2 separate regions of the Mus musculus genome follow, and region 2 is linked to region 1. The links are chromatin loops, found by intact Hi-C in ENCODE. Cell type or tissue: heart. All regions are shown on one strand.

Region 1 (8,000 bases):
GAGGGGTTGATATACCCAGTGTTCTTCTATTGGAGAACACAAATGTTTTTTTCTCCTCTCCCAGCACATGTAAGTGAAAATTCAGTTGTTAACTTTTATCCTAGTAGCAAAGTTTTCATTCATCCATTTTTTAAAAAATACCACAAAATAAAACATAATAAGATAAGAGAAAAACAATCACTTTGGAATTGAACAAGACAGACCAACAGAAAATGGGGTATCTCTATTACCCCCCCCCTTTAGAACTCAGGAAACTCCTCAGAAGAGGAGGCAGAAAGAGTGTGAGGGCCAGAGGGAAAGGAGGAAACCAAGAAACAAGACCCCCATAATCAACATGAGAAAGTTCATATGAAGTCACAGAGGCTGGAGCAGTGTGCGTGGGGCTGCACGGGGCTGCATGGGGCTGCACAGGGCTGCACGGGGCTGCACCAGCGCCTCTGAACTTACATTACGGCATCCAGGCATTCAGTTTAGTGTTTTTATGGGATTCCTGCATGAGAGAACAAGTAGGTCTCTCATTCTTGTGCCTTCTCTTGGGCTCTGTCCCTTCTGTTGATGTAAGTATTTTTAGATGTACACTTTGCAATTAATTTTTCTGTTTCTTCTCCTGCTCTCCTTTCTCCCTGTGTGTTTATGTATGCACGCACACCCACGTGGAGGCCAGGGATTTATGCTGGGTGTCTTCCTCCTCAGTTGCTCTCCACTTCGCTTATTGAGACAGAGTCTCCCTGAGCCCAGAGTTTGCTAATTAGGCTAGACTGGCTGGCCAGCAAGCTCTAGGGATCCTCCCACCTCCACCTTCATAGTGGCTGGCTTTTATGTGGGTGCTGGGAATCCAGCTCATGTGTCAGGCTTGTGTGGCAAGCACTTTACTGACGAGTCACATCCCCAGCCCCTAATTTTTCTATTTGTGGATGCAAGCGAAATTGTATTGCAGGGACACATTTCAGTGTAGACAATTTAAATGGGCAAAAGCAGAGCCGTGTTTCCCTTTAGTCTTCACATTTGTTGTGTATTAAAATCTTCTGTTCCCCCTCCCCTCTACCTCCTGCCAGAGATATGTTGGGATTCTAAACCCTGTATCTCAGAACATGTTCTTATTTGGAGAGAATTTCTACAGAAATAACTAAATTGAAAGGAGCTCACTGGGGTGAGCCCCAACCCGATATGATTAATAAAAAGGGGGAGTCTGGACATGGCCATACACACAGGGAAATCACGAGATGTAGACAGAGGAGAGTAATGGTTCTGTAAACCAAATATTGATAAGCCAAATAATGTGGAGGATTGCCGTTGAACTACAAGGAGCTAGAGAGGGAGTCTGAAAGCCTCTCTCTCTCTCTCTCTCTGCAACTTAAAACCAACTTTTTTGGTGTCTTCATCGATAGCTCCTAGCCCCCAGCACTCTGAGATAGTAACATTTAAGTTGTATAATGGGAAACGGAGCTCGAGTAACTAACACTCAGGGTTTTTTCTTTCTTTTTACTCATGGTGATAAATAAGCTTACCCTTGCCAGTTCAGAACAAATTTAGGAGTCTTTAGTTAAACTCAGTCTTTTTTATTTTTTTTTAAATAAGCCTTTAGCCCATTTGGGCTTTCCTCTTCTCCCTCTCCCCTCGACAGACTGTATCTGCAGGCAGAGGTGTCTGGTCACACTCCTCTCTGCTGGTCTGTCTCCACACACTCTGTCTGTATTGCTAGTGTCTATTCCATATACAGTCAGCTTGATGGATTTAACTGTTTTACCTCGTTTTAAACATGAGGCTTTCTGGACAGTGGTGGCATGCACCTTTAATCCCAGCACTTGGAAGGTAGAGGTTAATGGATCTCTGTGAGTTTGAGGCCAGCCTGGTCTACAGAGAGAGAGAGTTCTAGGACAGCCAGGGCTACATAGTGAGACCCTTAAGACAAAAGAAAAACATCAAGTGAAAAGGTTTTCATACCATGGAGTGGTATGACTTATTAAAGAATAAAGGAGTTTTACTTTCACTGAACAATTCCCAAAGCATATTAAATTCTGTAACATGAACGGTTTCATTATAGTTTGGGCTGTAAATGTGTGGGAAAGGCTCACATGCTAATGGCTTGGTTACCAACTTCTTATTGCATTCCTGGGAAGTGGTTGGGACTGTTGGGTGGTAGAGTCAGGTAGAAGTAGAAGGAAGTTGGGTTTTCTGGGATGGGTCAGTGAAGGGGCTACTGAGGCCGTGGATACCTCATGCCCTTCTCTGTACCTCCCAGCCACCATGCTGTATAAAGCTTTGATCACCATATATGTCTGCCATAGGCCCAAAGTGACAGGGCCAAGTGATTATGAGTAGAAACCTCTACAATGAGTCCAAGAGATCTTCCTCCTTTCACCTTGATTGTCTCAGGTATTTTGTTATAGTAAGGGAAAGCTGACATGGTCTCATTCTGTTTTTACAGAATCTCTGTTCCTGACTTTCACTTTGTGTGCTCATGTGTGTGTGTCCACATGTACCTGTGTATGTATGTGTGTGTGCATGCACATGCATGTGTGTGTGTGTAACTGTGTGTGTGTCCACGTGTACCTGTGTATGTATGTGTGTGTGCATGTGTACGTGTGTGTGTGTGTGTAACTGTGTGTGTGTGCATGTGTGTGTGTGTGTGTGTGTGTGTGTGTGTGTAGATGCAAAGACCACAGAAAATCTCAGGCACATATCATGCATTAGCAGTGCCATCCACAGAAGACAGATAATTTAGGTGGTATGAACTGATAAAAAGGGGACTTTGTTTTTTCTTAAATTCTCTTTTTGGGAAGTACTGTCTAAAATATTAATAGAGTTGTATTAATGAATTCTTACAGTTTAATAAGTAAAACTATAAACCAAACCTCAACAAACATCACCATCATGCTGTGATGGCCTGCCTGTCTATCTTCTTTCCCAGCACCTCTGAAGCAGCCTGTTCACACATTTCTTAGTCTGAAAAGGACCTGGCATACATGAAGACTTTCTCTGAATTCTCCTTATTTTCCCCTGTAGAAATATTGTCAAACTTTAATGAATAAATAGAAGACCAGAAAGTATGGCTCTTGATTGCCCTCCAGACCAAAGTCTACGCTGTCACAGAGGCCTCTGGCAATCCAGAAGGAATCAAGTTGAATCAAGTAACAAGAGAGATCAATATCCTTTTCATGTTAAACTGCCCTGACGCCCTCCATTATGGGATTCACTGCACGGAGGATCGATCCATTTCTCTTCTGGTAGACCACGAGGGCTCTAAAATTTTCATTTGTATATATTAATTTTTAGGAGAGAATTTCACTTTATGGAGCTATTTTCTCTGTGTGTATCACCAGTGGATTAATAGAGTCCCGGAGCCCCTTGTGTCGGAGCTTCACTTCTGCATACTAAGTAAACAATCTTGAAGGAATAGTCCTTGGGTCAGGACAAGGATAATAATGGTCATTAATAACCATCACTCATTACATGGTTCTTTCCCTGAGCTCTTCTGACCTACCCCTTCATAAATGCTTTTTAATGTACCGTGCACAGTCCTGTCTCTGCTTCCCCTCCCAGCCAGACACACACTTGGAGGGAGGTTAATTGCTCTTGTCTTCATGAGTCCTGACCTGTGTGACATCCCTGGATCACCACTTCCACCTCTGGGGAAGAGGCTAATGGTCACCTAGCAAGCTGCTTGGGACACAGAGTAGTGGAATCTAATTACTGGCTCTTGTGGTTGGACCCAGGAGCAAGTCTTTATTAACAGGATGGGCCAAGTCTTCTCCCAGTATGAGTGCTAACTACCTTCTGCAAGCTATTGTTATTTTGAAAACCCTAAGGAAATTATACCTTAATTTGAGTTAAGATGCTCCCAGTTAACTCTCTCTAGTCCCTTATCTGGTTCTTATTGGTATGAAACCGACTTCATCCAGATGCAATCAAATTAATTCCCTGTTTTGTCCAGAACTCAGATTATTTAGGTAGCCACAGTACCCAGTGTCAGATTGTCTGTCCCCTCTGTGGGGGTTCCTGCCTCCCACCCTCACAGAGTCTCTACACACACAAGCAAGCAATCATCTTTCTAAGCAATTGGAGCAGATTACCCGTTTTCTGCTTTTAGAAGATGATAACCTTGAATACCTTGAGACACAAATTCCTGTATCACTTCTTTTTTTTTTTAAAGTTGGTGGTGAAATCATTAGAAGAAAGAGCCAGTGGAGTTGATGGTGAAAATTATAATTATAGTTGAGACTTGAAGCAGCATTTAGAGTCACTGTTAATATAACTTTAGCCCTCTGGCTTCGTTGTGTTCCTATAAGGCCCATCAATGTTTGTTTTACCAGAAGGTAAGTTGTTTATTCCCTGGGACCCCTGGAAAACAGCATCGTTATGTTGTGAACACATAGATACATATTCTGGCCAAATATATAACCTTTCTATCTCGAATCTTTCAGGCAGACTCCCTCCCCGCCCCCCCCCCCCCGTGAGGGGAGGAACTAAAATTTAAAAGTGCCTTATCTGACAAATGATTAGGAAATTATTCTTCTTAAAGAAAATGGATGCCAAAACAAATCAGTTCCCTAAAGTGACATGAAATCTCCTCAAGCTGCATCTGGGAATATTAATAAATGAAGAGATGCCTCTGCCTACATACAGCTCATCACCTTGGTACCCCCCACCTCCCGTGCCCCCCAGCCCTGCAGGAAACAGAGTGCTGGAGCTTTGGGATTAGAGGTTAAAGCCTGCCATCTTGCGGCGACATTCTTGAATTACACTGGCACTTTGTACCTTTCTCGGACCATAGCGGCTGTTGGAATTAGGTATGCCTGGCACTCACTCCCGACTGCCCCGAACCCCCATGCATCTGAATTTGGGGCGTGCTTATTCTTTGAGGGGTATCAAGAACTCTGTAACTGAGAAACGCCAGGATATCTGTGCCCTATCACTCTAAGGTTACATCCCAGTGGCTGCCAGGATGGTGTTCTATGGTAGCACCCCCTCTAGCCCTTCTGACGCTGAAAAACTGCACCACTTGGAATGGCTACAACCTCCTCCAGTTTTAGACACATGAGTACTTTCCTGAAGAAGACCTCTGCTGAGCAGGAAAGCTTTGGGCTTGTAAGCCAAACCACCTTTTCCAGGTACCTGTAGCAATCATATTGGGAGGCACAGTGAAGCAACCAACTCCTGAGGCACATACAAACATTGGATGCTCAGATATCAGAATTCATGATACCTGCTGCTGGTTGGGGAGTTTTCCTCTGACCTAGACTAATGAGAAAGACATAAAAGCGTCTTTAAAGGATGCCATCTGTCTTGTGCTGTTGAAGGTTGGAGAACATTTGCAGAGATGCCTTCTTAAGGAGTACTGGTCTGAACGAGATGGCTTCCCCCCTGTGATGGTTTGTATATGCTTGAGCCAGTGAGTGGCATGGTTAGAAGGTGTGACCCTGTTGGAGTAGGTGTATCACTGTGGGTGTAGGCTAAAAATTCCTCACCCTAGCTGCCTGGAAGTGAGTCTTCCACTAGCAGCCTTCAGATGAAGATGTAGAACTCTCAGCTTTGCCTGCACTGTGCCTGCCTGCCTGCCTGCCTAGAAGTTGCCATCCATGGTCCCACCTTTATGATAATGGACTCAACCTCTGAACCTGTAAGCCAGCCCCAATTAAATATTGTCTTTTATACGACTTTCCCTGGTCATGGTGTCTGCTCACAGCAGAAAAATCCTAACTAAGACACCCCCACTCCCATGCTGCTTCTCCCCTCAGTGTGTTCAGGGTTGGGAAATCAAGGCAAAGGTCATGGTTCTTCTGGGCTTGGTCTGTCTGGGGGTCGGAGTGGAGAGGACAGGGAGTAAGGCTTCCTGAGACAGCTTTTGGGAGAAGAGAAGCTTGAGGAGGCTAAGTACTTCACATGTTTTCAGAGACAGCTGCAGACTTCAGTTTTCCATCTGGAATCTGGATTGGTAGAGTGGGGCAGCCTCCAAAGATGCTAGCACAGCAGGTGTGTGTGTGTGCTCTATCAGAAGGGGTGCACAACATTCAGTTTGGGATCCCTCTTTCTTCTTTTAGTGGCATCTGCTTTGTGGTCTAGTTAAGGACAGAAATCACCTTGGAGGGAGACATTGCTTATTCTTTAAAGAATACTTGAGTAGCTCCCTTGGTTATGTAACTGTCATCTGAGTAGACTTTCTGGTCCCCAGAGAAGGACATAAGAAGACACACTGGACTGTGAGTTGATGAGTTGGCTAGGTCTCTCATCTGGGAGGAGGAATGAGTAATGCAGAACCATGTGGAGGGCCATGTGTTGAACATAATTCCTTAGTTAAAAATGATAACCATTAATTCTCCTTAGATTTACTAACTACTACTCATCTTTCCCTGAACCCCAATCTTACCTTGCTCACACACTCCCATTTCTTGCCTCATTTCACCAACAACTTTTGGATCATCCACTTTGTAAGAAGAGATCTTACCATTAGATAAGCCTGTCCTTCAGGTTGTTCTAATGGTCTTCTCCTAGGTTGTGGTGTTTGTTGCTAAAGCATATTTCTCCAAAAGGTAAAAATGAGACTCTTACACAAATAGAAAAGAGGCATACCAAGAGGTTTTGTGACTTATTAACTCATGAAGAGGCCAGCAAGACTTGGAATGCAGGACAGAAGAAAGTCTGAGGGCTACATATAGATACTCAGGTATCTGTAGTGAGTGTGCTAATGGATGCAGATTGGGTACCTTCCCAAGAAACAACAAAAGATAGTGCCAGGGATTGTGATTTCTATCAACTATTTTGATGGGGGAAAAACCGTATTCACAGCGCTTGATCCAGTTACTTTTATATTGTTGTCAAGAGACACGATGGCCAAGGCAACTTATAATGAGGCTCACAGTTCCCAAGAGTTAGAATCCATGATCATCATTGCGAGGAGCAAGACAGCAGGCAAGCCGGCACAGTGTTGGTATCTAAGAGCTTACATCCTGATCTGAAAGTTGGAGGTAGAAAGAGAGCTACTTGGAATGACATGGGTTTTTGAAACCTCAAAGCCCAACCCCAGTGACACACCTTCTCCAAAAAAGCCATACCCTGAGCACATACTAGCAGCTTGACAACACATCTAAAAGCTCTAGAAAAGAAGGAAGCAAATTCACCCAAGAGGAGTAGACGGCAGGAAATAATCAAACTCAGGGGTGAAATCAACCAAGTGGAAACAAGAAGAACTATTCAAAGAATTAACCAAATGAGGAGTTGGTTCTTTGAGAAAATCAACAAGAAAGATAAACCCTTAGCTAGACTTACTAAAGGGCACAGGGAAAAAATCCTAATTAACAAAATCAGAAATGAAAAGGGAGACATAACAACAGATCCTGAAGAAATCCAAAACACCATCAGATCCGTCTACAAAAGGCTATACTCAACAAAACTGGAAAACCTGGACGAAATGGACAAATTTCTGGACAGATACCAGGTACCAAAGTTGAGTCAGGATCAAGTTGACCATCTAAACAGTCCCATATCACCTAAAGAAATAGAAGCAGTTATTAATAGTCTCCCAGCCAAAAAAAAGCCCAGGACCAGACGGGTTTAGTGCAGAGTTCTATCAGACCTTCAAAGAAGATCTAATTCCAGTTCTGCACAAACTATTTCACAAAATAGAAGTAGAAGGTACTCTACCCAACTCATTTTATGAAGCCACAATTACTCTGATACCTAAACCACAGAAAGACTCAACAAAGATAGAGAACTTCAGACCAATTTCTCTTATGAATATCGATGCAAAAATCCTCAATGAAATTCTTGCTAACCGAATCCAAGAACATATTAAAGCAATTATCCATCCTGACCAAGTAGGTTTTATTCCAGGAATGCAGGGATGGTTTAATATACGAAAATCCATCAATGTAATCCATTATATAAACAAACTCAAAGACAAAAACCACATGATCATCTCGTTAGATGCAGAAAAAGCATTTGACAAGATCCAACACCCATTCATGATAAAAGTTTTGGAAAGATCAGGAATTCAAGGCCCA
Region 2 (8,000 bases), 760 kb before region 1:
TTTAAGTTATGAGAAAAGGTAATGAAATTAGTTTTTCAACCTAATAAGGGTTTTGAGCAAGAGCATATTACAATTGTAACAAATTGCTGTAACAATTGTAACAACTCACAAAGAGAAAACTCTCCAGGAACATAATGGGATCTTCAACTGTACACCATATGAGGTCTTTGCATAGAAAACAATCTTAGATCAGACATGAGAACACTTACCAATGGAATATCCCGAGCCTTTTCTATACGAACTATTTTTACAGTTTCTCCCCCGTAATGGCCGATACTTTCATAAACTCTCTCATCTGTAATGGGCTCTAGCTGCATTTCCTGCTCAGCAACCTTATCATGGGCCAGTAAAAGTGCCTGTTTCAAAGAAACCCACCGTATGAAAAGTAAGACCACAATTTATTTCTGTATAGTTTGCTCATGCACATAGTATTACAATCAAGTCTGTAAGGGCCTAAAACATGACAAATATGTAAGGGACTTTTGCCCAGTTTTTAAAAATAAGCTATTTTAAAACATACTTTGTATAGTTTTACATATGGAATGTATAACCCAGCAATAATTACTCTGCTTTCTGCATGACTAGGTCTCTTCCAAGACTAAGAGACTATGATTTAAAAAAAACAAATACTGGAAACAAACAACATTCTGTCCTTTTTCTACCTGAATATGTGGAGCATTCAACAAGGCAGTTAGTTCTTGTCCTTCCTTCTGATGGACTGGCTTTAAGACAGTTTGTACCTAAAGAAATAAAAAAAAATTTTTTTTCCTGGTTCATAAGAATTAGCAGTAGTATCTATACAGGAGAATATTTTTAAATGAGAATAAAATGGCAAAAAACCCTCAAGAGTAAAGAAAAACACTAAAGAAACATGAAGAAAAAAAATCCTTTCCCAGAGATCTTTAAAAAGAACATTCCTTTTTTTTTTTTAAAGCATACTTCAAATATCATGGTATTTACAACTACAAATGAACTGTTTCACTTTTGAAATTTCCTTCTAACACAGTATAAAATCTACTATAATAATTACATGACAGGATATATGCCCCACTCAGTAGTTATTATGCTACTTTAGAGATTTAAATCCTATGTTTCAAATACTATTAAAAATCTGAGATGAAAATTTAAAGTTATAGATTTACAAGATAAATGTAATGTTGGACAATGTGTTCTCAGGATAAACTCCCACAGTTATGATACATTTTTCAGGCCCCTGTGTCTTTCTTTCCTCATGGGCAGGCTGGTGTCCACTGTGTAAAGCCCTTCAAAGGCTGACCAGATGACTTCAATCTGAGTCTGCACTTGTGATCTTTCCTAACACTGCTGGATGGCTTAACTAATGTACTATAGGTATTGTCTACTTTAAAAGATTAATGTCATATTATCTACTCTTTCCATTAAGAAATTTAAGTACTCTTTCCTGTTTCCTTGCTTTTAACTACATGAACAAAAAATTAAGTCCACTTATTTGCAATTTTCAATCTTCTACCAATGAATACTGAGGTAGACATGTTCCTCTGCACACAATCTTCTACCAATGAATATTGAGGTAGATATGTTCCTCTGCACACTACTTTCTCCCAAAGATTATACTGTGTACTCTTACTGTTTATGCCTCTTTTTGCCCTTGTGCCTCCAAACCCCCACTCCAAAATGGTACACTGCAATAAAGTAAATAACAAAACAAAAATTGTCAAATTAATGAAAATATAAGTGTACCAATGATTAAAACAGGAATTCTATATTCTTTATGGTTATTTTATTAGCAGTTCTCCAATTAAACCTTTAGGATGATAAAATGAGGACCAATTTTGACCAAAACAAGCATACCAAATCAATGATAAAGTCTGAAGAGATGGGTCCATAGTTCAGAGCTCTTGCTGTTCTTATAAAAAGATTGAAGTTTGATTCCCAGAGCCCATAGCAGACAGATTACAACCTCCTGTAACTCCAAATCTAGTGGAGCTGATGCCTTCTGGTTCCTGTAAGTGCATGCATGCACATGTGCATGTGCACACACACACGCGCGCACACACACACACGCACGTACACACAAACATACACAAACATAAAATAAAATAAAAAAAACCCAACCTACTAGGACAGTGCTTGGTGCCTTTAATCCCCTCATTCCATAGGCAAGAGCATCTCTGTGAGTTCCAGATAAGACAGGGCTAACCATTAAAACACTGTCTAATAAACAAAACATAGTACTGAAACTACTCTGTCCTCCAGTTTTGGTACCTAAAAACTTTAGGTAAGTGAAAGCTGATTTTAAAGACACTGCTTTCCTTTTGAAACTTCATGAAAACTACTCAAAGTTAATTTGAAATCTATAATCCCTGACCAAATACTTTTTGACTGCTGGAGAAAGCAACTCGGAGAGGGACAGTTTTGAATTATTAAAAAAAAAAAAAAAGAAATCAAGACTTTATAAAAGCTACAATTGGGAGGGGGGATAAAATATGGAGTGTAAAAAAAATAAAAAAGGCTACAATCAACTCAGTAATATTTTATGTAAGACACTTTTTTTCTGTTTATATTTTTAAGTCAGTTCCTAGGCATCTCTAAAATCTTAAAAAAAAAAAGCAGAACTCTGATAAATACTCATTTCTGTAGCAGCAGGCATAGACATTATCTATGCTAGTGTCCGAGAACTTCACTTACAAAGCCAAGGGAATTTAAAGACTGTTCTTATATGTGACCTGCCTCCTCCCACTGCCCAATGAAAACAGACTTGACCACCCATTTCATTAAAAACAGAGAAATGGCCAATGACCACACAAAAATAGTGTCAGCAATCATGATGGAAAGGCAAATTAAAACAAGACACCACCACACCACATATCTGAGAGTCAGTAGCCAAAAAGCTGACAAGATGGTTCAGTAGGTAAAGGCACTTGCCAACAGCCTGAAAACAACCCCTGTTCATTTCCCAGAATCCACATGGTTGAAGAAGGGAACTGACTCTTCAAAGTTTTCTTCTGACCTACATCCTCACACCACAGCATGCACATACTCACATGCACACACTCACACTATGCAATAAACAAGTGTAAGAACAATTAAAAATGGATCAGTAATAGCAAACAGCCAATGTCTCACGATAGAAATGACACGACACATTGTCACACAGTCTACTACTCAGAAAGCATCACTGGGACTGGGACCTGGAGGACTGGTCACATGCCCATCATTTGTGAAGTGTTGCTTTAATTTGATACATTCACAGAAGAAATGAACCTTAAGATTAGACTGAGCAGAGGAAATCAGATGCTGCCATGGTTTGAATGTGAAGTGTCCCCATAGGCTTATGTTGGAACATCTGATCCTCCAGGTGGTGCTGTTAGTTTTGTGAGGCCTAACTGGAGGAAGTGGGCTGCTGATGGCTTATGTGTGTGCATATGCCATGGGTTATAACTTCCAGCATCTCTATGTTTCCTAATTGCCAAGGCAATGTAGCCTGCTGCCCTACATTCCTTCTGCCACAGTGAGCTGTCCCAATGCCATGCCTTCACAGCCAGAATAAGCTATGTCTTCCCCCAATCTGTGAGCCCAAACAAATCATCCCCATTCAAGTTGCTTCTTATCAGGTATTTTGCCACACTGACAAGAAAAATAATTAATGCAGACACAAAAGAGCAGATGTTGCCTATTTATTTGACATGTTCATAAATGGCAAATTAGTAAAACAGAAACCAGGTTTGCAAATGACAAAAGGGGCTAAAGAAGAGGTGGTTACTCTCTTCAGGACTGTAAGTGAGCTTTGTGGATGGAGGATATTTTAGTAACTTGACAGTGGATGGTAGATTTCATAGGTGCATACACAGATATTTACATTGAGCCAATAACAAAACACCCATTTTTAGTAATTGCAAACTATATCTCAATAAAGCTGGACACACTCTACGTATATAACTTTTTCTCAGTATCACCCGAAATTAGTTACAGGAACTCTTGTTTCATACCCAAAGCTAAGGTCACTTAAGTCTCTTCTACAAAAGGGCAGAGTATGTGCATATAATTAACATACCTTTCCATCCATATACTTTAAAATTTTTCCTACTTATACCTAACGTGTAATAGTTGTACTGTATTTTTTAGGGAATAACAAGGGGAAAAAGTCTGTTCAGTAGAGATTTAGATTCTTTTAGCAAACTAGGCTGAATCTGAGGCTATAAAGTGCAATGATAACGAAGGACAATTATACATCATTTTGTTTGTTTTTGTATCAGGCCAGGGACTGAATCCAGAGCCTTAAAATGCTAGGCAAGAAGTCAGGGGGGCTGGAGAGATGGCTCAGCGGTTAAGAGCACACTGTCTGCTCTTCTAAAGGTCTTGAGTTCAATTCTCAGCAACCACATGGTAGCTCATGACCATCTGTAATGAGGTCTGATGCCCTCTTCTGGTATGTCTGAAGGGAGCAATGGTGATGTACTCATATGCATAAAGTAAATAAATTTTTAAAAAAAGAAGTCAGATACCAAACTCCATCCTTATCCCTGGGGGAATATCTCTTACACCTTTTACCAAAATGAAATCATATTGTTCAAATTGGTTTATGAAAGTATTATATAACTTTTGATTTGTGATTTTCAACTGTAAAACAGAAATATGACCACTGTAATCCTCATCATCTGTCTCTCAGTCATCTATAGGATCAAGTCTAAGCTCCTTAGCATTAAATATCACCTGATTCTTTCTTCTTTCCCAGCCCTGGCATTATTTATGCCCACAGGGTTCACCACTAAACCACTGCTCTGCACATATGACATATGTCCCCCTCAATCACTGTGCTCATGCTACTACAGCCCCCCCCCACACACACACACAGACACACACACACACATCAAATTTTAGAAAGTATTGCCGGGCGTGGTGGCACATGTCTTTAATCCCAGCAGAGGCAGGTGGATTTCTGAGTTTGAAGCCAGCCTGGTCTACAAAGTGAGTTCCAGGACAGTCAGGGATACACAGAGAAACCCTGTCTCGAGAAAAAAAAAAAAAGTATCAAATTCTATTTCTTGACATGTTGGTTTATATTTTACTTCAATGTTTTTAGATAAGCAAAAGCTTATTTAATGAAATTCAAGTTATAAACCTTTTCTTTAAAAAATATTTTAATAACCACAAAAATTGCTTGTTTATGTCTTCGATCATCAAAGATTTAATCTGAATCTTAATATTTTGAAGCTTTTTAAGGCCTTAATACTCATCTTTTGTAGTAAATGTTTGAGAATTTGTTCACATTATTTTGGCAGTACTAGGAATGCAATCCTAATACTATGTGCCATCTTCAGTCCTTAACTGATACATATAAGTATTTACTTTTTAATATATTTATTTCCTCTGTGTGTGTTAAATCATATGTGGGTACATACATGCCATAGCATGCATGTGACCAGAGGACAAATTTCAGGAGTTGAGTCTTTCAACTGTGTTTGTTTCAGAGATCAAATTCAGGATATCAGGCTTGGTGGAAAGTGTCTTTTACGTCCTTAGCCATTTCACCAGCACTTAACTTACATTGTCAGCTATAAAAACAAGAAACACTTCTTAATGTTTCACTAAATTTGTTAAGATTTCTCACTTATGTTGATTCCCATTTAAAAGTGGCATGAGTAGAGAGTGGAAGATGGCTCAGTGTTAACAGCACCGTTGCTCTTGGAGAGGACTGTGCTTTGGTTCCCAGCACCCATGCTGGGCAGCACATAACCACGTTACTCCAGCTGCAGGGACTAATTCTCTTTTCTGACCTCTACAAGTATCTGCAAGCATGTATGCATGCACACACAAATACACATAAATAAAAAGAAAAAAATAAAATCTTAAAGGTACAATTAAAAAGCATGAGATAATTTCTTGTATGTATGTATGTATATATGTATGTACTTTTGGTTCCTGAAACATAGTTTTACGAGACATGATCCCAGGCTAGTCTGAAATAAGTCCATCTTGGCTTTGGATTCCCTTTTGGTCCTCCTGCTTTCACCTCCTGAGTGCTGAGATTGCAGGTGTCTATCATTACTCCCAGAAAAATTCTGCTTTTATTTATTTTACTATTTTTGTGGTGCCAGGGGTTTTATCCAGGGGTTGCAGTGCTACACAAATGCGTTACCAATAAGCTACATCCTCAGCCAAAGTTATTCTAAATAAAACTGCCTGGTGGTAGTACACACCTTTCATCTTAGTACTAGGGAAACAGAGAGAGGTAAGCAGATCTCTGAGTTCAAGGCCAACCTGGTCAAAGTAATGCTATTTCAATCTCTGTTTTTGTTTTTTTTTTTTTTCTTTCCGGAGACAGGGTTTCTCTGTGTAGCCCTGGCTGTCCTGGAACTCACTCTGTAGATCAGGCTAGCCTCAAACTCAGAAATCCACCTGCCTCTGCCGCCCAAGTGCTGTGATTAAAGGTGTGTGCCTAAATTACCTTAAGTAAATAAATAAATAAAAAAGCTAAAGAAATGGATTTTTTAAATTAAAAACAAAACAAAACAAAACAAAACAAAACAAAACCCTGGAAATTCGTATTTCCTCATTGCTGGGGATTGAACCTACGGCTGCAAATATGGTAGACACATGCTAGAACATCAAACTATACCCAGTGCTCAACAATTCCTTCAATGAAAAGAATACCACACAATTAATTTCAACAGTGAAAGGTGAGCTCCAGAGCCATGAGCTGGTGGCACACGCCTTTAATCCTTGCACTAGCAAGGCAGAGGCAGGCGACTCTCTGAGTTTGAGGCCAGCCTGGTCTACAGAGTGAGCTTTAAGAGTGTCAGGGCTACACAGAGAAACCCTGTCTTGAAAAACAAACAAACAAACAAACAAACAAACAAACAAGAAAGAAAAAGGGGAGGGGAGATACCTCAAGAAATAAGTAGTCCACCAGTTCTTTGAGACTCTGGTAGATGGCCAGTTTCCTTTCTAAAAACATGTCCAGAGGTTACTCTGCCCTGGGCAACACTAGATTGCTCTGTCACGCTATGAAAACTTCGCCATCTTACGAATTTCAACAAGGAAAACACCTCCCTTAGGGACACTATGCTCAAATATAAAGTATCTTCTAATTTAATGTATAGCCTTGGAAATTATACTCTCTCCGAGTTCCTTTTCTATCTTTATATGGATTCAATGAAATACATCTATTTGATAAATTTTCAGAATTATTTTTGTAAGGTTAAAATAACATAAAATTTTGTAATCATGACAATGTATGTCCCCAAATCTGAGCTTGTGTACAACACTTTAAAATTTTCAACTTGAAAGATGCTTGCAGATATATTAAATCCTGAACAGCAACTAGAAACTGAATCTGGAATTTAAAAGTAGCATGTTAACAAAAAGAAACTTTTATACAACAGTAAAACTGCAAAATCTGGGCTGGGGAGATGGTTTAATAGTTAAGAGCACAGGTTCCTCTTCTAGAGGACCTGAGTTAGACTGCCAGCACCCATACTGCAGTTAACAACTACATGTATGTAACTCTAATCCTAGGGGAACAGACAACCTCTGGCCTCTATGAGCACTGCATTCATGAGGTGTACAGACATACATGGAGGCACAACACATATATACATTAAAAAATAATAAAAATTAATAATCTGCAACATTTATACCATTTTCATAACTAAGATCCATAAACTATCAACAAACAATATATCTTAAAGAGTTATATATTTATAATCTCTAATTATTAGAGATCATCGTTTTACATGAGTTTATAATGCATAATGGTTAACTTAATAAAACCATACTAGATGCATTAAGATCGAAACATTGGTTACTATACAAACTTATTTTATATATAAAATTAACTTCATAATCAGTGCTCTAGCTAGATCATAAAAAAATTTCAGCACATATGCATGAAGCATTTTTTTCCCACTTCTCATTACAGTGTATTAGCAGGTGACCACTACCAATGACCTCAGACAATAATCACATCAGTCTCTGCAACAGTCCACTTTTATGACTAATAACTACTTTGAAGATGTCAA

The links. Hi-C counts contacts between places; a loop is a spot of excess contacts. Peaks named below come from ENCODE experiments on the same cell type or tissue, not always from the same donor. Only the 100,000 strongest peaks of a DNase experiment are listed, where the experiment ranks them.
Region 2: a loop joins it to region 1, with 21 times the contacts of the local background. A loop is called at or near these places in 3 of 42 quality-filtered maps.

What each region holds. Positions count from the first base shown.
Region 1 is chr12:78,052,902-78,060,901 of GRCm38, reverse strand. No RefSeq gene overlaps it. Among named protein-coding and RNA genes, the nearest start is that of Gm6657, 140 kb to the left of the region's middle. In heart, a CTCF peak has its summit at 4,724 (motif pointing left); no DNase peak of the experiment used is centred here; H3K27me3 peaks cover 938 bases.
Region 2 is chr12:78,809,981-78,817,980 of GRCm38, reverse strand. Mpp5 (membrane protein, palmitoylated 5 (MAGUK p55 subfamily member 5)) reads right to left here. Exons shown (of 15, transcript NM_019579.3): 5 at 663-740; 6 at 210-356. Among named protein-coding and RNA genes, the nearest start is that of Atp6v1d, 48 kb to the left of the region's middle. In heart, a CTCF peak has its summit at 3,310; no DNase peak of the experiment used is centred here.